3 separate regions of the Mus musculus genome follow, and all the other regions are linked to region 3. Evidence: chromatin loops called from intact Hi-C (ENCODE). Cell type or tissue: heart. All regions are shown on one strand.

Region 1 (8,000 bases), 190 kb after region 3:
ATAATTAGATAGATAAATAGATAAATAAATAATTTTTTTAAAAAAAGTTTAGAAAGAATATTAAATATTTTCACCATAAATAAATGATAGACATTTGAGATGGGCTTGTTTATCCTGATTTAAACATTACACAAAGTGGGTGTGGTAGCACATACCTTGGGAGGATGAGACAGGAGAACAGTAAATTCGAGGCCTGCCTGGGCTACATGGCTAAACAGTGTCTCAAAAACCACAAAACAAGGGCTAGAGAGAGGACTTCATGCTCAGGAGCACTTGTTGCTTTGACAGAGGGCCTGGATCAATTAACAGCACAACTCACAACCATCCACAGCTCCAGGTCTTAGGGATCTGAGCACCCTCTTCTGACCCCTGAGGGTGCCAGGCACAAACATGATGCATATACATACAGGCAGGCAAAACACTCATACACAACATAAATAAATCTTTAAAAAAAACACAAAAAAAATTTGGGTTAACACTATTTATAGATGTGCTTCTCGGTCTATTTCAGTACTTAGGTTCACTAGCTATCATAGAATAGAAGTGATAACTCAAAAAAATTGCACAGCCAGGCAGTGGTAGCACACACCTTTAACTCCAGCACTTGGGATGAGAGCCTCACTACATAGTGAACTCCTGGACGGCCAGGGCTATGTAGAACCATGGTTCTCAACCTTCCTAATGCTGAGACCCTTTAATACAGTTCCTCATGTTGCAGGGACCCCCAGCCATAAGATTATTTTCATTGCTACTTCATGTTGTGGTGATCCCCTTCAATCATAAAATTATTTTCCTTGTTCCTTCACAACTGTAATTTTGCTACTGATATGACTCATAATGCAAATATGTGATATGCAGGATATCTAAAAGGTCATTCAACCCTCCAAAGGATATACAGACCCTTTGTCTCATAAAAGCAAAAAGTCATAATGAAATTATTATGTGTAATTAATATATGCTAATAAAATATGAATGGGTTAATAAAAGTGCATGGCATACCACTGATATATAGACTTGTTTGTTTGTTGACACAATGTAACTAGCTCCAGCTGTTGTGAAACTTGCTTTGTAAACCAGGTTAGCCTCAAACTCACAGAGATCTGCCTACCTCTGCCTCCCGAGTACTGGGATGAAAAATGTCCTCCACCACACGTGGTTTTGTAATTTTAATGTCTCTATGTATCAATTAAAGATAAATTTGAATTTTTAAAAATGGGAAGCTGAATCAGAAGGATTTCCATGAGTCTAAGGCCAGTCTAAGTTGCAGAATGAGATGCTGCCAGAGAGAGAAACGGGGGAGGACTGAAAAATAACTATCAAGTTTGGCGCATGGGGGGGGGCATTCATTCCCCGTTGGTTGTTGATTATAGCTAGGCTGGACTAGGTGGAGGCAGAAGTGATCCGGGAATGATGGAGGCAGTAAGTTCAGGAGACCTACACAGGAGGAAAAGGCAGTGGCTGGAACAGGCGCCATGAGCTCCAGGGCTGGGATGGTTCTCTGCATGAGAGTCCCCCAGGATATGAAGTAGGCTGGCCAGCAAAGCTTGTACTTTTCCTCACCGAGAGCTCAATTTTTGTTTTGGTTTTTTGTTTGTTTGTTTGTTTGTTTTTCTCATCTTTTGAGATGGGGTTTTTCTGTCCTGAAACTTGCTCTGTAGACCTGGCTGGCCTTGAACTCCACCTGCCTCTCTGCCTCCCAAGTGCTGGAATTTTAGCACCACCAGGTTAACTGGAGCTCAATTTAAATCCTATCTCTGCTAGATAGCATGGCGGTTAGAACTCACAGACTTGATTGTTACAGCTTGGCTTGGCTTGCTTTAGGGACAGAGGAGGATCATGTACTTCAGGCTGACGTCAAGTTCACTATTGAAGCCCAGTCTTGTGCTGAACTTCTTCCTTATCCCCCCCTTCTTCCTTCCCTCTCTTCCTTTTCTTTCTCTTTCTCCTTTTTTTTTTTTTTTTTTTTTTTGTCTGCTGGAGATAGAGCCCAGGATCTTGAGCACATGTCCTATCTCTAAGTATACCCCCATCTGTGTCTCGGCTCTCATTTAACCACATCCTTGCCCCATGGCTTTTTGTTCTGTCAAATGGGTACACTAGGAGTACCTATGGTATAGGATCATTGTAGGAAGTAAGATATGCCACACAAAGTGCTTACAGCAATAAGTGCCTGGTGTACATTAAGTGCTTGCTGGCTATTGGATGCTGTTGTTGAAAAAAAATGTGGCCTTGGGTATGGCATGAAGGAGAAATTTCTGGTTTCTTTGAAAGCTCAGTTATGTCACGTGATGTTTTCCTGGACGCTGTCCTATGAGAGGATGTTTTGTCAAAGCAGCCACTTGAGAGGGCATATGATGCTTTGCTGGAGCAGACCCTTGAGCGGGTGTGTGATGTTTAGAAAGAATATAAATATAAGCCCCGCAGACAGTGAGAGGACACTCTTGCATTGCTATGCCATGCAACCCTTGGCTGGTCTTTGATATCCGTGCAATACTTTGCTGGTCTTTGCTGGTCTTCACTTTGTAGACAAAAACACACCAAAGAACCTTTCCTGGTATTCCAGCTGATTCTTGCTGCTTCCACTGACCAGTGCAGATTCATCAGATCCTAGTGCTCTCTGCTGGATCGTGTCACCACTGCTGATTCATGTTTGGTGTTTGCTATTAGAGTGGACTGCTGATGCCCTGACAACAAAGATTGGAATTGCCCCCAAAGAACTACTTCTAAACAGGTCCATAATCCCCTTGTCCTATTAACCATCTTTCTCTGTTACCTTTGGTTAGTGGACTAAAATGGAGGTCAAAGTGTTTAAGAACCCTTATTAAAGTAGGTTTTAACAAATCTGAGCCTACAATGCCATCTACATTCTCACCTCTCATTTCACCTCTCATTTAACCTTTAGTCATTCTTTGCTTGATCATGTTTATGACTCAAGGTCTCTGGGACTTAACAAGTATTCAGTACCAGATCATTATTATCATAATAATATTTGGTTATGAATATGAGAATTTACCCATTATTTTATCTTTATTACATTTTGATTGATTGATTTATTGATTGTGTGTGTGTGGATGGGTGTGTGGGTGTGTGTGTCTGTGTGTGTCTGTGTCTATGCCATGGTGCAAAGGTAAAGAACATAGAACGGCATGCAGATGTCATTTTCTTTTTCCACCATGAGCATCATAGGAATTGAACTCACATCGTCAGGCTTGGTGGCAAGTGCCCTTAACTACTGACATCTTGACAGCCTCACCTATTATTTTAATCATTCAGATTCACTGTCAAGACAGCTATACAAAGCTATACTTGTTTACTAGGGAAGCAAGTATCCCTGTCCTAGTTTATGGATGAAAGAATTAGGGGTCAAATAGGTCATAACTGAACCAAGAACATATAGTTAATAGTTGAGCTGAGGTTTAAACTATACTCCTGTTTCCATACGTTGACCTTGGGGTGGGTGTTAGCCAATTATTTAAAGATCTGCTGGTTGATCCCCATTTGCTGCAATGGTTAAGATGCCCTCTTTACTAGCTTTCAACGCAAGGCCTCTTAGCTTTCCTGAGTAGGGAGTTTTGCTGCCCCCTTGTGGCCAAACCATGCACCTGCCTCTGGGTTCCCATTCGTTAAAGAACAAAATAACATCTTTGTTGTTATCTTCAGAAAAAGTGTTCCCTAAATTCCATTTTTTGGGGCCACATGGATATATTATGTGTGGTGTTAGGTGGTAGGGGTGACATCTGTGAGTACAAACAAAGCTGGTGATGGGAATGGATGGGCACCAGGTATGTTATTTTCTGCAGGGTCCTCCTGACCAGGTAGCATTTGACCAGGACAGAACAAAGTGAGGAAGTGAATCTCACAAAAGAGTGGAGAATATCATGGAAGGGAAAGTGCAGGTACAAAGGCCCTGAGACAGTTCCTGCTTCGGCTTCCTGAGTGTTGGGCTCATAGTCGTGTGCATGCCTAGCTGGGTCGTGGTTTTTAAAGAGGGGAAATAGGGTTATGGCTCTTGGTCAGTGATAGTGCACTTGCCTAGCACAAGGGAGAGCTTGGCTGCGATTCCCACTAGAGAGAGGAAGGGGAGAACAGCAGTGTTCTGTGGGTAGGAGGGGAGGCAGAAACCAGAAAAGAAGGGACATTCCTTTGAGTGAACTTGAACACTTCAGCGAATTAATAGTGACTGTTATCTGTTCCCGAAAAATTAAATCTGCAATTTGGAACTTAGCTGAAATGCTGCCACCCTGTACCAGCTGCTGTCCACCTAACCAAACGGATGTTCTCAGGTAGCTTCTGAAGCAAGAGAGGGGTCATCTTCATTGTCTAGTTTTCAGACAGGAAAATGGATGCTCCCACAGTTGATGAATGGCGACCCTGGACTCCAAATTCAAGGTCCCGCCCCACTGCACCACAGCCACCCATTCCAGCCATATTTTAACACCCAAGGAGAGGAGGAAATCGGGGTCTCCCCTGGGGAGCAGGGGCTGTGCTTCAGCACTAGTGGTCAAGGCAAGTCCTTGGCAGCTCCCTTCCATAGTGACTGCAGAGCTGGCCAGCTGGCAGCCAGCTATGCTCTTGGAGAAACCCCACTTGGAGCCAAGTATTCCATGAGGGATTCCACGGGACACTGGGGTGGACAAGCTGCCGGCTGATGCCCCAGAGAACAGAGGTTGTTATCCCCGCACCATTCTCTGAGCCAAACTGCTGCCATCTTCAGAAGACCAGCTATATGTGTTTGCAAAAGAACATCACAGCCGGACTTGAGGTCATGGGCCCCTCACTTGAGTGTCCAACCAGCTGTATGCATGTGGCCTTGGGGGCGGGGGAGTCTCAGGGAGGTGCTAAAGGATATAGGCTGAATTGGACTAGGAGCAGGAAGCTCTCTGTAAGCAGCCATGGGGGGAGTCATCATCCCTGCTGGGTGCAGACCTTCCAGCGAGGCTGTTTTAGGCTCACCCTCATGCTCTTGTCCATAACCCCTCACCCACGTTCTATGAGTGAGCCAAATAGACCCATTGGTTCCTAAAGAGAAATTTTGTGGAATGGAACTTTAGTTTGCCGTTGGAATCTTAGAAGGAAGGAGAAAAGAGGTAGAGCTTGCCTAGCTGTTTCTCCTACTGGGAGAAAATTCTAAAGACAGTGGTGCCGGGAGAGACAGCATCCACTGGCAAGGGCTGCCCTGAAAAGAATTAGGACTGTCTGTCCAGGTGCTGGCAGAGTAGACAAACGCAGAGGGTGGAGCATGGCCAAGCACAGCAGCTGTCTGCTTGAACCTCTGTCAGGGTGGCAGCTAAAGCTTCTGATGGAGACTAGTGGGGCTGAGTGGCAGGAATGGGTAGGAGGGCAAGCTAAGATCTAAAGAAACTACAATACTATGACCGTGAGCTGATTGGAGACATGTCATTTAAAAACACTTGGGGTGAGTAGGAAAGAATTGGGGGATGGGATTAGGAAGATAGGTTTGATCAAAACACATGTTGTGATGGTGTGTATATGCTCAGCCCTGGGAGTGGCACTATTAGAAGGTGTGGCCCTGTGGAGTAGGTGTGTCACTGTAGGCATGTGCTTTAAGATCTCATCCTAGCTGCCTGGAAGTCAGTATTCTGCTAGCAGCCCTCAGAAGAAGATGGAGAACTTTCAGCTCTGCCTGCACCATGCCTGCCTGGATGATGCCATGCTGGTGCCATGCCTTGATGATAATGGACTGAACCTCTGGCCCTATAAGCCAGCTCCAATTAAATGTTGTCCTTTATAAGACTTGCCTTGGTCATGGTGTCTGTTCACAGCAGTAAAACCCGAACTGAGACAGAAGTGGGTGTATAAAATTCTAAAACCATGAAAGAACAACTTTGGGGCTGGGGAGATGGCTCAGTGGTTAAGAACATGGGCTTGCTCTTCTAGATCTGAGATCAGTTCCCAGAACCCATAACAGATGGCTCACAACTTCCTGTAGTTCCAGATCTAGGGGGTTTTGATACCCTCTTCTGGCTTCCATGGGCATCCACACACATGTGGTGTAGTCTTACAGATGCACACATGCACATAAATAATTTTTTTAAAAATCAGATAACTATTTTAAAAAAAAATAAGGTCTTTGTGTAGGTCAAAGACAGAAATAGTGGGTGCACAATTTATTTGCAGAATTTACAGAAACACAGTGTAGAATCTTCTACCCTAAGGGTTACAGGAGCCCTTAGAAGTGACCCTCTGTGATGGTTCATATTATCAACTTGACAGAGTCTAGAATCACCTAGGAGCCAAGCCTCTCTGGGCATGTTATAATGGAGGATCTAGATTAGGTTAGCTGAGATGGGGACACACACCCTCATTTTGTTCAACAACTCTTGGCCCCTGGACTGAATAAAAAGAGAAAGGGACCGAACACCGCCAGCACTCTTCTTTCAGATTCCTGACTGTGGGCACAATGTGACCAGCTGCCACAAGCTCCTGTTGTCTTGCCTTTCCTGTCATGGAGGCCTGTACCATCAAACTGTGAGACAACTTAGCCGTTTTTTGAGCTGCTTCTGTCACATGTTTGTCATAGCAACAAAACAAATCCTTCATACGTGTTCCAACAATCTTCTGTGTACAGGAATTCCTCCCTGAAGCTTCCAAGAAAATTCTAGTCCAGCAGCTACTTGAATATCTCCAGGGAGATGAACCTACCGTTTCCATAGCAGCCACTTGCTTCAGAAAACTTATGCTATAGGTTGGACATAAAATAGCCCTGGGGACTGAAGAGATGGCTCAGCAGCTAAGTACATTTGCTGCTCTTTCAGAGGACCAGCATTTGGTTCCTAACACCCACATCAGGAGACTCAACCTCCTGTAGCTCTAACACTATCAGATCCAAGGTCTTCCTCTGGCCTTCACAGGAATACACAAGTAAAGAAAAACAAAATAAAATACGGGTTAGGGAGCTGGCTTGGTGACTGAGTGTTTGCTACTCTTGCAGAGGGCTATCATTTAATCCCTAGCTCCTATATTAGGTAGTTCCAGGGGATCTAACACCCTCTTCTGTCTTCTGTGGGAACCCCCACACACGTGTATACATACTTATACACAAAACAGAATAACTGGCCCATGGAAAGATGACCAGGGTGGATAGGTGGGGACAGAGTGGGAGGACTGTAGTGACCATGGGCCAAGTATGACCTTAAACTTCAGAATTTCCTGACTTTACCTCCAAAATTCTGGGCTCATAAGCAAGAGCCACCATGCCTGACTTTACCATGAATGTTTTGTCTCACTTTAGGCACAAATCCATGAGGCCAAGAGACCATAAACTGAATCCTCTGTGAGGCAGACAAGCATAGGGAATAGCTTAGCAGCCAAGGACTCTACTTGTTTTGGGTTATGCGCACCCTCACTTTTAATAATGTACTTGATGGTCTAGTTCCTTTACCTGTCTATATGATGCATATACACTCATCTCCAAACAATTCACCTAGCAACTACAAGTATACTTGCTCCAGCCTACATGTGCACACTCTCTGAACAACAGAACATGTTTCTCCTTCCCTAGCAACAATCAAACATAATTTCTGTTCAAATATATCCCCCAATATGTCTGGATACAAAGAGTGAAAAGTTGATATGGCCTGAACTGGTTTTCAGTGCATGTGCAATAAGGCTGAACTATGCCCTCAAGTGAACTTTTATGGGGAATCCCCTGTTTACCATCTGTGCCCATGCATAAGGGTATGTATATATTAAAATCAGATGCTTTATGGCAAGGGACAAGCTCAATAGAGAAATCTACCAACCAGAATAGAGAATCACCAAGACTGTGACTCTTACTAGCCAGCTCCTCCTGCCCATGAACCCTATAAAGGAAGCTCCAAGCAATGCTCACAACCCTTGAGCATCTTCACTCTTGATTAATGATTGGTGTATGAGGCTCCTACTCAGTGTGGTATTGCCACCCTTGGGCAGGTGGTCCTGGGGTATATAAGAAAGTAGGCTGAGCAAGCCATGGAGTGCCAGCCCAGCCAGTAAGATAA
Region 2 (8,000 bases), 70 kb after region 3:
TTTGTTGCCAGGACAATGAGGAAAGAGTATTTAAAAGTAGACAGGAGGGTCGGGGACATAGCTCAATAGATAGAGTACTTGTCTAGCACTCCTGAAGCCCTAGGTTCAAGCATCAGATAAAGATGGACATGGTAGTGTACCCCATGATCTCAGCACTCAGGAGACGGGAGGCAGGAAAATCAGAACTTTCAGATCATCCTCAGCTACTCTCAACTTCAAGGACAGTCTGGGCTACATGAGACCCATCTTTTTAAAAAAGTAAATTAAAAACTATCACTTTGGGCTGGAAAGATGGCATAGAGGTTAAGAGCACTGGCTGCTCTTCTAGAAGTTCTGAGTTCAATCCCCAGCAACCACATGGTGGCTCACAACCATCTGTAATGGGATCTGGCGCCCTCTTCTGGCCTTTAGGCATACATGTAGGCAGAACACTGCATACATAATAAAAAGATTTATTTATTTATTTATTTATTTATTTATTTATTTTATGAGGACACTGTGGCCATCTTCAGACACACCAGAAGAGGGCATCAGATTTCATTATAGATGGTTGTGAGCCACCATGTGGTTGCTGGGAATTGAACTCAGACCTCTGGAAGAAGTCTACTGAGCCATTTCGCCAGCCCAATAAATAAATCTTTTTTTAAAAGATTGATTGATTGATTGATTGATTGATTATATATAAGTACACTGTAGCTGTCTTCAGACACGACAGAAGAGGGAGTCAGATCTCGTTATGGATGGTTGTGAGCCACCATGTGGTTGCTGGGATTTGAATTCAGGACCTTCGGAAGAGCAGTCGGGTGCTCTTACCCACTGAGCCATCTCACCAGCCCCCCAATAAATAAATCTTAAAAACAAAACTATCACTTTATTCTACTGGTCCTCAAATTAGCGATATCAGTATCTGGTAACCTAAGAGAAATAAAAGTTTTGAGGCCCTTCTCACATCTTCTGATTTGGAAGACTTAGAGCAGAGGCCCAGGAAACTGGTGCTTAGTAAACCTAACAGGTGATTACTATTGTTGTTAATTTTTAGACAGGGTATCCTTATATAGTTCAGGCAAGCTCTAAACTCACCACCCACTTGCTACAGTTTCAAGTCCTGAGTGCTAGGATGGAAGTCTTGGGCCACCATATGCAGTATCCAAAACAGGTGATTTGATGCATGTGTATGTGTAAACCCCACAATTATAGAGTCAAGAAGATATTCAAGGCTGGGGAGGTAGTTCAGTGCTTGCTACAGAAAAGTACCTAAGTTTAGTTTTAATCCCCAACACACATGTAAGACCAGAGCATGGTGACACACTACACAGTCTGCAACCCAAGTGCTGGTAGAGACGATGCAGGCAGATCTCAGAGGCTCAGAGGCCAGACAGTCTAACCTAACTGGTAAGCTTTAGATTAGAGTCTGTGAAGTTGTCTCAAACAATAGGTAGAGAGTGATAGAGATGCAGACCTCTGGCCTGGCCTTATAGTCAAGGAACTCACCCACATAAACATATTATTAAATATACAGAGAGAGAGACAGAGACACAAAGAGAGACATGCATGCATGAACACACATATGCGAGTGTGTGTGTGCGTGTGCGCACGAACAAACTCAAATTTGTTCCATGGAAATGGTTAGTATCACCAAAAGGAACAAAACATACTCTGAATCTCAATTTCAGATTTTCTCTTATCTCAGTTTCTACTCAAATGGAATCTCCTGAACAACAAGTTAATAATTTGAGTTTACAAAGGGCTGTATAACCATGTTTCTGCAATTTAGAAGAACAGTCTGTAACACAAAACAAGAACGCTGCCAACTTTGAGAATGTAGATTTTATGTACCCAAAGAGTGAGCTAACCAAGGATATCTAATGTGAGAACCACATGGAGTTGCAAACTGCCAAAGCTCTCTTGGGATCGTCCCATTCTCCTACGTCTAATGATCAAATATAATACAAAACATTGCTTTTTCAGTTCATCTATCTCATAATCTTATAGTAATTGTTGTAGTGATATAGGTAATACTGCAACACAACGACTATTCTAAACAAAGGATTTGCCAATATCCACCCATAACATCCTGGGTGCTTGAGCTTTAAGGCCAACTACTATTAGCTTGGTTTGTGTTCAGACCCTGGTTATGCATGAAGCTGCTGTTCTCAGGATGTAAGCCTGGCATTTAGAGATTTGACTTATGTCAGTTACTTGCTTTTGTTTCTGGTCCATCATTTCCACACATGGCAGCTGTATTTCAGTGGAAAGGGAATCAGACTGGAAACAATTGTGAGACCTTGCATAGTAACTTAACTTCTTGGCCTCCATTGACTTTGCTGTAAAAAGGAGATGCCTCCCTCCTAACCCCTAGGGTGGTTGTTATAAGATAAAAAGTGTTGAAAATACGCTATCTATTACAAAGGTATTTACATCTATCACTCCCCAGACATTTACTGAGCAGCTATTATGCTAAAGTAGAATAATGCGTAAGGTTTCTTCTAGGCCTTGAAGACAAAGGTATGAATATGAAAAACAGTAAAATCAACTCCCAGTTTTCCATTCCAGCGGGAAGGTAAGTTTAGTTATGAACACAAAGGACGGTTACTTTCCCCTATTAAAGATGTTTTAAGATTTCGATACTTTGTAGCTTCCTGTGGTATTAAGACCAAGGATTGTAAGATAAAGGTACCTTTTTACTGCAAGAATAACATTATTATGTAAATTAGATTTATCTGAGGACTAATTGCTGAGACTTTCCCAGTAGCAACCAGCTCCTCCAAGCAAATAGCCATTATCTCTAAAAGTAGAAATTATGTTAACTTAGAGAAGATAGAAAAATATAAAATTCTGTGATAGGGCAAAGCGAAGTTTCACACTGGCTGCCATGTTCAACAATTAAGGTAGGAGTACACAATTTCTTCTGCATTGTTTACAGTCATTCCTAGAACTGATCTGGCTGAACCAAATCTGATCATCTTCCAGAATTTCTCATTCTTCCTAATAAAAACAAACTGACTGCTAGACAGGAATATAAAGAATCTTTCCAGTCTACTGAAGTAATTAGTCTAGGATAAAGCCAAATTTGAGGTTCTGAAGGACAGCGGATCCAAACATCCTGTTTCAAAAAAAAAAAAAAAAAAACCTGCGTTGGAACCATACTGCAGTCTCCATAGAACGCAAAGTGCTTTCCAAGAGGCCTGTTCAGAAGCCACCAGGTTCTAGGAAAGGAGGAAACACAGAGAGAGAGAGACATACAGCCCTAAAACCTCACACAGAGGCCAAATGTTAATTCCTCCTATCCCATTTAAGGTGAAAAGATGGCAATCCATCTTTCCAGCAGATAGATCCATTTCTTTGTTTGAGTACATTATGCGCAAATCTACAAGCAAGTCTGACACTGCGGCTCAAAGACCCGACACATACCGCCTCCCCAGGAGAAGATGATAAGACCTGGCTGGGGGGCTGCAAGGAGAGGGGGTTGCTTTATTTCATGGAGGTAGAAGAAGAGAGTGGTCTGGAGACTAGGATTAGAACTGCGGAGTTCCTTGTCTTCCCCTCGGAAGCTCCATCAAATAGCCTCTGCAGATGTCGCATCCTTGGAAGCCCCTATGCGGGTCTGAGGTTCTGCTCTTTATCACCAATCGCAACGACTACCTCTCAATGACCCTCTTCCAGGATCTACTTTATCTCCATCTCTGGTCCTGGAGGGGCATCTCTGTGCCCTCATGGGCTGTCATGTCATCGCCTGCAACCGCGATCGCCCACCCCACCCCGCAACGACTAGTGAAGCGTCTCCATGTCCTCTAGCAAAATTTCAAATCTTAAGCCTCCAAGCCATAATCCGCATCCTGCCCCGGTTCCCATCTGGACCACCTTTACTGACTCTCTCCTTGCCTTGGTCTGTCCATAACCCAAACTCCACCATCCGTCATCTGTTCTTCACCTCCATCACTCAGCCGACCCGCATCACCCATCTCCCACCCTGTCCCTAACTCAACCTCCCAACACCATCCTCACCTGCAGCCCAGGAAAACGTGGTTTGTCCAGGCGGCGGAGAGCGCGAGGAGCTGGTCCAGGGCAGCCCCGGGATAGCTGTGCAGGTGCCGGCAGATGAAGCTCCGCCGCAGAGCCCACTGCCAGTCACTTTCGTGGCTATAGCGCCACTGCTCCAGCACTGGCTCAGGCGGGGGCGGCGGGAGGGGCGGCAGCGGCGGCGGCGGGAGGGGGGGCAGCGGCGGCGGCGACAGGAAGTCGCCCCCCAGCAACAGACGTCCTCCAGCCATCTTCTCTGCTTCAGAGTGGGGACGGCCCCCGGGGACGATGCCTACCAACTGGCCGGGGGCAAGCGAGGCGGCTGGGGTTGGGGGGGGGCAACCTGTGTGTGAGGGACGCTCAGGGCTGAGACTGGGGGGGCTGGGGGTATGTGCCTGGGGGGGGCGGGGGCTACGCTTACAGAGAAACGGGGATGGGGGGTCAATGGTCGTTGTCGCCACGCCAGCCGCACGGCTCCAACTAATGTGGGGACGTGAGGGCTTCCTTATATATGGGGCACACTAGGCAGCGGACTTGGGCCCTGCCACACAGCACCTCTGCGGACCCTGGGACCCACACACTGAGAGAGTAGCGGCAAGAATAAAAAAAAAAAATAAAAAGAAGAAGAAAAGAAGGAGGAGAAGCACCAGCACGCTGCGCTCCCCGGCTCGGGTCTCTCACCCTACCTCCCCGCGTGCCACCCTGAGGTTGTGAGGCCACAGCGCATGAGCCGCAACCGGTCTCCAACTTCAAAGTCCCGCGCGAAATCTCGCGCGATGGGCATTTTTCCCTTCCTCTGACGTCACTCTTCATTGACGCACTCTGCTGACTGGCAGAAGGGCGGAGACTCCTGGTAGGGGACTCTCGGGGCTTCAGTGGGGTTCTAGAATTTGATGATTCCGTTAAGTCCCTGGAAGGTGCCCTCAGGTGATTAGTTGGCTGTGATGCCTGGCATTATGCTCTAGCTGTGTCCTTGGAAAGGGGTTTGGGTTTCAAGGGGATGTGGCATGTTTTTTTTCTGTTAGCTCTGAGATGCCTCTTCAGAGAATAGCTTGAAAAAAAAAAACAATGCGTCTTTCAGCATCAGCTTTGGAGTTGCTTGTGAAAGTGTGGTTGAAAAGGCGACATTTGCAAAGAAAATAACAGCAACACTTCTCTAGCTGACCCTCTTACATTTTTCTGATCATGGTTACAGACAATTCTGTATTGTCTGTCGAGTCAAAACACACACACACACACACACACACACACACACACACGGCACATGGTTTTGTTTTTCAACTGCAGCCCAGGCTACCTTCCAACTCACAGTACAACTAAGAGTGATCGTGAACGTCTGTCTTACTGCCTGAACCTTCCAAGTGTTGAGATTACAAAGCGTATCATCATGTATTTTTATTTCAGTTTACTAAAGACCCAAAAGACTAGTTAATAGCCGCTGGGCAGAATAATGGACAAATCATTATACAGATGGCAACCATGGTAATGAGAATGAACCCCGCATAGATTTAACACTTACACTAGCAGTATTACCCTCAACTTTAACGAAAAAGGGAGGCTAGCTTCGAACTTAGCCTGGCCTCTTGGATACTTGGAATACAGATTCTGATCTATGCTCAACTTGCGGATTGACAAGAATAACAAATGTAGCTTCTAATTTGTGTTTATGTGTGTCTGTGGGAGTAAGGGAGGACAGATGCTAGGAAAACAGGAAGGGATGCATGAGAGGGAGAGAATTACTTCACTGGAAAAATTGCCCTACAATTAAATCTCAATAACAGTATCTATGCTTTATTAAAAATACCAAAACTCATTATTGAATGGGTCCACACCTAATTATTACGAAAAGCTGTAAATTCTTAATTATGTTTTCTTGAGAACTGCTGTTCAAATTTCCTTCTAGGTGTATATCCACTGCTGATTAATGTTGTAGCGTATATTATATTCTGGTTTTGCACATTTCTACACATGTAACTATTTCCACTCAATGGTGTCATTTTAATTTAGGTCTTGACATCTTTCACAAGTTAGCACTGCGTCTTTTAAATCTTCTAATAAAAAATTGAGAAAGAAAAACGTTAAAACAACTGACTCTTATTCCCTTGATAAAATAACCACTCTATGAAAACAGGGGGTTCCTTTTTTTGCTCTTAATGCCTGCACTGGCTTTCATGGGCATGCCATAGGCTAGTCAGATTTATGGATGTCTTTCTCTTTGCACCATCCTAGTTTCTTAGAGTCTACATCATAAGGTGATTGTGTTTTAATAATTTGATCCATTTCAGGCTTCTATGGCTATGTCCCTTTCAAAATGCAGTTGCTGAAATTTAATGGCCAATGTGATAGCATTAGGAGGTAGGGTCTTAGTGCTGAAGAGATGGGTCAGTGGTTAAGAACACTTGTTCCTCTTACAGAGGAGGAGTTGTGTTCCTAACACCTACACGGTGCTTTACAACCATTCTTCTGACCTCTGTGGGTACTAGGTATGCATGTGTTGTACATACATACATGGAGGCAAAATACTAATGCTCACAAAATAAATCTTAAAAAGAGGGGAGTCTTAAGCTAGGTGTAGGGACACAAGTATAATCTCTGCATTTGGGAGCTAGTTGCTGCTACAAACTGACTGTAAATCCAGCCTGGGCTATGTGAGACCCCATCTTAAAAAATGAAAACACACACACACACACACACACACACACACACACACACACACACCAAGAACAGAAAAGGACATAGGATCTTTAAGAGTTAATTAGGCTACTCTCTCCTGACAGATTAAGATCTTTATAAAAACATATTTCACACAGCATTTCCCCCATATGAGGATACAATATTGCTCTCTTCTGGTAGATACAGCAACAAGAAACTATCTTGGGAGCAGAGAACATTCCTCCCCAGACAACCACTTCTACTAAAGTCTTGATCTTAGACTTCCCAGCCTCTAGAACTCTTAAGAAATAAATTTCAGTTCTCGAGCTATTCAGCCTCATTTATAGCAGCCCCAAAACCTATCATCACATGTTCTATGCTACCAACCCTCATCAAAGTCAATATTGCAGTTCGAAGACATCTTTCTTTAACTCTGAGAAAAAAGGAAAACTCCTTGCTCTTCACTCAGAACAAATCTTGATCAGATCTGCATTTAAGTTTAAGGCTCCCATATTAGCATTAATTCAGAAAAGCACTAATTCTGAAACCACATTATTCCTGTGGGCCAGTTACAGTTGTTTGCAACATCCATATTTACCATTTTTCCTCTTGCTATAAACTTAAAATATGCTTTGTTTTGAGAGATGATTATATTGCACACAATTATTCTTACTCAGGGAATTATGATTATACTGGGCAGAGTTTCCTATAGATTCCTGAATAACAGATATGCGATCCATTTCCTAAGTTGGCTTATATAGAAGGTTCATACAACCTTGAACCTGTAGAACATTGTGGCCTTAGCTTGGATGTTTAAGTCAGTGTGTGTCCCACAAATTTATTACTGAATTTCTGAATAAGCTTGAGTAGACATCTATCTTTCTTATGTGTTATTTTCAAAATATAAAATTGTTATAGCATCTTAGCACCTGTGATGATTAATTTTGCTTCTCCAACTATAATCATACAAGTAGCATTATATAGACTGAGCAGATTGTGTTTGTATATTTAGGAGAGAGAGAAAGAGAGAGGGAGAGAGAGAGAAAGAGAAGGGGAGGAAGAGGGAGAGGGAGAGAGAGAAAGGGGGTTCATAGCAGAGCATGCAAGGGAAAGTAGGAAATGATGTGATTATGTTTTAGTTTCAAAAATAATAAAAAAAATTGCCTAGGGCATTAAAACGACACAACTTTGAGTGTATTTGTAGGGATGTTTCCAGAGAGCAGTAGCCGGGGGAAAGGTAGGGGTCAGGAACAAGCAAGCAAACAAATTCTTAAAATCTGACTTTTGAAATACAACATGAGAAGCAGTGAAAGTGATCTAAGAGGCCA
Region 3 (8,000 bases):
AGGCAGATTATGAGGCCCATGATTTTAGGAAGTTTCTGTCCCAGTTGAAACGTCGGCTCAAGCCAGTCTCAGCCTTCTTTGCACCTCTTTCTCTCTTCTTGTGCTTAGACTTGAAACCAGGGCTATCCTAAATCCTTCTTTTAATCATTTTTGTTTCGTATTGTTTTCTCTTTTGAGACAGGGTTTGTTTCTTGGCTGTCCTAGAACTAGCTCTATAGACCAGGCTGGCCTTGGCCTTGGAGATCCACCTGCCTGTATCCTGAGTGTTGGGGTCAAAGCTGTGCACTATCACCTCCTGGCCAACTTGGTGTATTGTTAAAAAGACGTAGTTTGCCTTATTAAAGTATGTATGCATGTCTGTGTATGTACATGTTGGGCGTTGCCCTTGGAGGCTGGAAGAGGATACTACATCTTCTAGACTTGTAGTTACAAGTGGTTAGGAGTCCTTTCATATGAATGCTGAGAACTGAACCCTAGTCTCTGCAAGAGCAGCAAATATACCTACTTTGTTGTTGGTTTTAGAGACAAGAGTTTCACTCTATATCCCAGACGGTCCTCAAATTTTGTATGTAGCTCATATTGGCTTCAGACTTAGTGATCTTTCTGCTTTAGCCTCTTGGGTGCTGATATTACAGGTGTGTGCCGCCAGCCACTCCATATGTTTTATGGTGTTGGGGAGAACACTTATAAAAGCGATAATGCAGGCATTGTTGGACCCTGGCTCTGCAGTGGAATAAGGAGCGGGGCCTCCTTAATGGCAGTTTCTCCCTCCTACTTGTTTGTTCAGGTTGCTCCCAGCTGCCTATAACTGTGAGTCTAAGTTCATGGCCTGACCTTCAAAGAGAGGCTGTCATGAAAACAGCATTTGCTATGTGTCAGCTACTGGGCCTAAAGGTCACGTCCACTTGAACCTGGTAGCCTGAATAGGCAGGACAGGCACCCAAACGATTCCTAAAATGATCAAGTGAATTCATCTGCAGAACAACCCTGTATCGGAAGTCAGGAGACTGGGGCTGAGAGAAGTTAATCAACTTGCAGAGGACTCAGTTAGGAAGAGCTGGGAACCAAATCCAGATCTCCGGGATTCTAAATCAAAAGGAGGTTGTTATGTGGCTCTTCAGACCCAGCAGACAAGATCCTGTAATATTAATGGTTCTTTATTCCCAGAGAGATACTACAGTCTTCATGGAGGAGGCCCCACATGCCAGCTCCTTTATCTCCTAGCACCGCCCCCCCCCCACGCACACCAGGCAGCTCGTTATATTCCAACAACAGAAATATAAAGCAATTTGCACAGTCATCCTGGAGTAATCAAATCTGTGACCACCCACCACCTCTGGGATATAGAGGAATTTCTCGGAAGTCCTGGTAGTATTAGAAGCTCCTTTCAGGCTTTTTCTGTAGCTGCTCTGCTCCTGTAGGACCTACTGACCTCTTGTGGGCAGAGTATAAATTCGCTGTGTTGGACAGTCTTGGGCTGGAACTCAGCCAACGGCCCTTTCACGCTAGAAGCTAGCTATCCCTAGTCAGACTGACTCAGCTCTGCTGGAATGGGTTAGTCTGTCAACTTTACTTCCATCTTGGTTTCCTCACCTCTAAACCAGGGATGGATGGAGACCCCAGCCCTACTTTAAAACATAGGAAGTCTGAATAAAGCTCAGTTGTTAGAGTGGCTGCCTAGCATGCATGAAGCCCTGGGCTGGATCCACAGTATTACATAAAACCAGTGTGGGTGTTCACACCTGTAATCCTAGCACTCTGGGGATGAAGGCAGGACAGTCTGGGGTTCAAGGTCATTCTTGGCTACGCTGCGAGTTTGAAAGTATCCTGGAATATACGACATCCTATATCAGAAAAAAAAAAAAAGGAAAAACAAAAAACAAACAAAGATGGCCTAGTCGGCCATCACTGGAAAGAGAGGCCCATTGGACACACATACTTTATATGCTCCAGTACAGGGGAACACCAGGGCCAAAAAAATGGGAATGGGTGTGTAGGGAAGTGGGGGTATGGGGGACTTTTGGGATAGCATTGGAAATGTAATTGAGGAAAATACGTAATAAAAAAATATTAAAAAAACAAACAAACAAAAAACCCAAAACAACTTTAACAGCAAAATCTGCTCTCAATCAATCAACCAATTAAGCAGCCAATGGAACAGACTGGGATTGGGGGTTTGGCTCACCACAGAACACTTTCCAGCATGCATAAGGCTCTGGGTTCTACCCTCAGTACAGAAAGGTTCCAGATGGAAGGAAAGGAAGGAGGGAAGAAGGAAGGGACAGAGCACGAGATAGCGAGAGAGCAAGACAGAGACTGACAGACAGACAGACAGACACACACACAGAGAGAAAGAGAGAGAGAGAGAGTGCTGGGGTGGCAAAACTGCTGTTCTATTTGAAAAGCAGTTGCAGAAGCTGCAGTGACTTAGAAAAGTGTCCCTTCATTCCAGACCATGTTATATCCGTCTGTAGAAATGGCCCCTGAGCAGGACATGCCTGTCCCAGAGCTCTGCCCTGCTCCAGTTCTTTCCACTGTTGAGGGAAATGAAGAGATCATATGCACAAGTTACAGGCAGAGTTCAGTAGCAAAGCACTTGCCTAGCAATTCAGAAACCCTGGGTTCCATCTCCTGCATAAAAAGAAGAGGGGGGAGGAGGAGGGCCAGAGCACAGTCTCACACACAGCTGGAGACAAAAACAGATTGCCTTAGAGTATTTGGGACCATGCAAGTCTGTCACAGGCCATAGACAGGATGTTTCTGCAGCACTAAATTGTGAGACAGGAGCATCTGTCTTCCGTCTCTCATCACAGCCCTTGTTCCCTCCCTCCCCCCTTCCTTCTCATTCATACTTCAATGACTCATTTATGCAACAAGCACTTACTTGAGTGATAAAGCGCACGCCAAACCCTGTACTGGGTTCTGGCATGAAACCGCTGGCTTCAAGGAATTCAAATTGAGAGGTACCAGGGAGGGAGTGCTAAGTTCACTAGATGTCTGTGAAGAGGAGGGACAGGGCAAGGGTCTAAATTAGCTTCTGAGAGTCTGGAAAGTTGGGAAAGGCATTCAAGGCTCTGTGGAGGAAGGAAAGTCAGCAGGGTTTAGGGTATTTTCCCAAAGCGGGAGGGCAGGTTCAAAGAAGGCCCTGGAATGACTTCAAGTAGTGAATTATAGCAGAATGGCAGGTGTGGTGAAGCCAGGTAGGTAAGGTAGGTTTGAGAGGGGTGGCAACAGATAGAAACCCTACTTCATTCTGAAGGCAGCAGGAAGCTACTGGAGACATTTTGAGCAGAGAACTGCCAGGATCCAGACTGCTTGCTTTAAAGCTGTGGTTCTCAACCTGTTTAATGCTGAAACCCTTTAATACAACTCCTCATATTGTGGCGACCCCAACTATAAAATCATTTTCATTGCTACTTCATAACCATAATTTTGCTACTGTTATGAATCATAATGGAAATACATGATATGCAGGATATTTGATATGTGGCCCTGTGAAAGGGTTGGTTGACCCAGAAGGGGCTGAGACCCATAGGTTGAGGACCACCTCTCTGGATGTGGCAGTGTAGCCGATGTGGTCTAGAAATACTGGCAGGGCAGAGGATTAAGGCAGGAGGAGGCTGCTGGCTCACATGGCTTTGAAACCTAACTAGGACATTAGGCAAGAAGAAATGCAGGAATCCGAGAGCCCTTAAAGAAGCAGAGCCACCAGGACAGGGTGGTTTGGGGAAGACGGTTATAAGAGGGAGGGATCATGCCAATGAAATCTGGTCTCTGGCTTGAGTAAGCGGGTACCAGGTAAGGTAGTAGCATTCACTGAAACAAAGAAGACATTCCGGGACAAGGGATAACGGAAGCTACTGTGGCTATGTGGGGTTGAAACACCTGTGGGTCAGTGGAGTGGAGATGACAAATAGTCACTTGAACATGAAAGTGTCTCACTCGGAAGCAGCAGCAAAACCTGAGCTGAAGATATATATCCATTTTGGCATCTTTCCTATGTGTTAATATCAAGGGGAGGGTAGCTGAGGCCACACCTATGAATGCAATCAATGGAAAGAGGGCAAAGAACAGAGCCTTGATGATCACAGGCAGTTAAGGACTAGAAAGTAAAGGGGGGGGTACTCCAAGTGTACCAACACTAGGGGAGGCTGAGACAGAAAGAAGCATTTGTAAATATAAGGTCAGTCTGGACTACATACTGAGACCACATTTCTGTCAACAAACAAAAAGGATAGTTAACCAGTAAAAAGGAGGAAATGGCAGAAGTGAGAAGGGGACTTTACTGAAAATCTATTCAAATTTGTACACCTAAGACAAATTTGACCCGTGAAAGGGTTGCCAGAAAGAGAGGAGTCAAGTGGTAAAGTCCGAGGAGAGGTGGGGGGACCTGTATCCGACATGGATGAATGTTGCCCCTGGGCTGCAGAAGGAGTTCACTGAGGAGCACGTGTCTTTCTTTTATTTATTTTTATTTTACCTGTCGCAATGTTTTGCCTACAAGCATGTCTGTGGACCAGGTGTATGCAGTACCAGAGGGGGCCAGAAGAGGGCGATAGATATCCTAAAACTGAATTGCAAATCGTTTATCCTTTATGTAGGGGCTTGAAAATCCCCACCCCAGGTCCTCTGCCGGAGCAGCAAGTGGTATTAACTACCGAGTCCTCTCTCCACCCCACCCCATCCCATCCCCATACAGACTCTCGGGTAATATCAGCCACAGGGGGTTTATCGGAGAGTTCTCAGGGGATTACCATGTGGGAAAGGATGCATAGAGACAGGCCTAAAGGAGCCAGGGGACTAGGGCCCAGGCTCCAGCTTTTGCGAAGCTCCGAAACTAGAAGACTGGGCTTCAGTCAGCCCGGTGGTTGTATACAGGCTACCGCGAGGAAACCGTGCCCTTGGGAAAGTGGTCCTCCTCAGCGGAGGCAGTCCCACAGGGGCCTGAGAGCGCAAGGCAGAGCTCTTAAGAGCAGCAAGGAAGCGCATCTCAGCATCCACCACAGGGAGGAAGAGAGTATTGTTGCACTGGTGTTGGTCTGAGGCGGAGGCATTCAGACTGTTAGACTGAATTCTGCTCTGAGAAAACAGAAAACAATCTTCCTGCTGAAAGGCTCAGGGTTGAGGGGCGCTGGCGGGAGGAGAATGGAATGGCTGCTTCAGGATACTGAAGGAGAGCTGACCAGGGACTCACAATGTGTTTGCCAAGGGGTATTGGTTTTTCTGTTGACTCTAGAGAATATATCATTCTAGCTGAATCAAACGGTTCAAATTCCTAGGCTCTCTTGTCTTGGGTCTCTCAGATTTCATTAGTTTGTACCAGGAAATGTCTATACTATTTCAAGGACAATTTATGGGTCTGTGTTTCTAAAAACCCCAAATCTTTACCTAAGGGATTTCCTGAACAAGAATTAAATTAACTATCACTATAGATTTTTCCTTGAGACAGGATCTCTCGTATTCTAGACTAGTTTCAAACTTGCTTTGTGTCTGACGAATGGCCTTGACCTTCTCATCCTCCTGCCTCCACCCCAGTGCGGGGATTACAGGCATGGGCCAGCAAGCATTCTTTATTTGCTGCTAGGGATCAACCCCAAGGCCTTGTGCCTGCTGGGCAAGCATGCTAGGAAGTGCGTCTCCTCTCCCTCTCCTATGACAGTTATTCTGATTACAATAATTACTGATGGTAAAGACAGCAACCTTGCTGATGGACAACAAAACCTGTGTACAGATTAAAACATTATAAACTGATTTAAAAACCTACCCCAGGCTTGACAATGAAGATAAACACTTGTCTACGAGGGATGAATAAACATTATAGGAGTCAGGATTAAACCTAATTGGTAGGCAGATACAATGCACAGGAAATGACAAAGGAACACTAATTATAAAGCTACAAAGAAAAAAAAAGCATTACTACGTGACAAAATAGAAAGTAGCAGGTGGCTCATTACCTATCAAAGTGACAACAGCCAGGTACGCTGTCTGTACAGGATTTATATACATGGTCATTCGAGACTTCACTGAGAAAATTCCTACTTATGGAGAAGTGGTTGTAATGAGAAATTCACTAGGATTGAAGCATGGCTAAGCATCCACATGTGTGCCTCATTTTTTCTTTATTGGGTATTTACATTTACATTTCCAATGCTATTCCAAAAGTCCCCCACATATTCCCCCACCCACCCAATCCCACTTCTTGGCCCTGTCGTTCCCCTGTACTGAGACAGATAAAGTTTGCACAACTAATGGGCCTCTCTTTCCACTGATGGCCGACTAGGCCATCTTTTGATTCATATGCAGCTAGAGACACGAGCTGGGGGGGGGTACTGGTTAGTTCATATTGTTGTTCCACCTATAGGGTTGCAGACCCCTTTAGCTCCTTGGTTACTTTCTCTAGCTCCTCCATTGTGGGCCCTGTGATCCATCCAATAGCTGACTGTGAGCATCCACTTCTGTGTTTGCTAGGCCCCGGCATAGTCTCACAAGAGACAGCTATATCAGGGTCCTTTCAGCAAAATCTTACTGGTGTATGCAATGGTGTCAGCGTTTGGTGGCTGATTATGGGATGGATCCCCGCGTATGGCAGTCTCTAGATGGTCCATCCTTTCGTCTCAGCTCTAAACTGTGTCTCTGTAACTCCTTCCATGGGTGTTTTGTTCCCAATTCTAAGAAGGGGCAAAGTGTCCAGTGTGCCTCATTCTTAAAGCCTACGTGTTACCCACGGGGAGCTATGAACAAGTAGCAACAACTTTTACTTTTTTTACTGTGCGTAGGTGTTTTGCCCGCACTTAGTGTGTGCACCACATGCATACCCCACTCTAATTCAGGCAGTCTGGCCTGCAAGTGTCCATGCTCTAAGCCATCATGTTCTGTATCAGTACGCCAAGGGACTCGGCTAGTCACTACCAATGGCACAGTGAACAAGATAGATATGGTCAATAAACAATTCCATCATGGCATAATGAGTTCTAGGACAGAGGGCCAGGAGGCTGTGCCTAGGCTCCCCTAAGCACCTCTGGGCTGGCTTCAAGAGAAGAAGCCAACAATTTACAGGAATTTATTTCTTGGGCACTAGATAGATCAAAGAAGCCAAACAGGGCCTGGCATGCTGTTGCACACATGCAATCCCAATCCTAAGGATGTTGGGGCAGGGAGATTATCTGTCTGAGGTCAGTCTGAGTACACAGACACACCAGTCTGGCCTACTTGAGAATCCATGCCCCCCCACCCGTGTGTGTGTGTGTGTGTGTGTGTGCGCGTGTGTGTGTGTCTCCACTAAACAGAAGTAAAATTCCTATTGCAAGGTAGACCTAGTTAGCTCCCACTATTGAGTCCTGGAAACCAAAGATCTATGAGTCTCTCACAGGAATGCAGCAGGAGGAAACAAGGGGTCATACAGTTTATGTGAGTCTGGCTGCCAATGCAGGAGGTATCAGAAATCAGACCCACAACTCTGTCTCCTCTTCCTGGAGAGAGTGTAAGCTCTCTAGGGGCAAGATTGAGGCCTGAAGCATTCTTCCTTTTATTGTTTTTGAATGTGTTGTTTGTCATATTAGTTACACTTACTTATGGAGGACTGCTGTATTTCAATACATGTTCTCAAATATGTAATGATCAAATCAAGGTAATTAGCACTGCCATCTCTTCAATTACTATACCCCCATGCTGGGAACATCTTTAACATCTTTAAACGCTACTCTCAACCTGCATCTTTCTCTATCATACAGATAGCTCAGCATCTGTCTGGCAGAGTCCTTGAGTTCAGAGGAGGAGGGAAGCACATCGCAGTGTGCCATGGGGAGGAAGAGGGAATTATTGCACTGATGTTGGTTAACAATCAGTGAGTGTATGTTTCACTCATTGAGCATCTACTGTGTTAGCAGCTAACTCTCCTTGGTTCTACCCCTCCACACCCCCACTCATCCCTATTTTTGCTGAACTCTGAGCTGAGAGCCAGGTAATAAATCACATGAGAAAAAAATATGCTTGGGCTTATA

What was found. Peaks named below come from ENCODE experiments on the same cell type or tissue, not always from the same donor. Only the 100,000 strongest peaks of a DNase experiment are listed, where the experiment ranks them.
Region 1: a loop joins it to region 3, with 10 times the contacts of the local background. A loop is called at or near these places in 14 of 42 quality-filtered maps.
Region 2: a loop joins it to region 3, with 4 times the contacts of the local background. A loop is called at or near these places in 17 of 42 quality-filtered maps.

What each region holds. Positions count from the first base shown.
Region 1 is chrX:37,019,311-37,027,310 of GRCm38, forward strand. No RefSeq gene overlaps it. Among named protein-coding and RNA genes, the nearest start is that of Sowahd, 26 kb to the right of the region's middle. In heart, a CTCF peak has its summit at 3,590 (motif pointing left); a DNase peak (open chromatin) is centred at 4,551; H3K27me3 peaks cover 598 bases.
Region 2 is chrX:36,898,731-36,906,730 of GRCm38, forward strand. Nkrf (NF-kappaB repressing factor) reads right to left here and starts at 4,735. Exons shown (of 3, transcript NM_029891.3): 1 at 4,006-4,735. The coding sequence starts at 4,271. In heart, CTCF peaks have their summits at 415 (motif pointing left) and 4,715; DNase peaks (open chromatin) are centred at 4,181 and 4,801; H3K4me3 peaks cover 2,279 bases; H3K27ac peaks cover 1,696 bases.
Region 3 is chrX:36,829,021-36,837,020 of GRCm38, forward strand. It overlaps a transcript of C330007P06Rik not described here. Among named protein-coding and RNA genes, the nearest start is that of Mdrl, 16 kb to the left of the region's middle. In heart, CTCF peaks have their summits at 1,433 (motif pointing left) and 4,537 (motif pointing right); a DNase peak (open chromatin) is centred at 2,811; H3K4me3 peaks cover 646 bases; H3K27ac peaks cover 348 bases.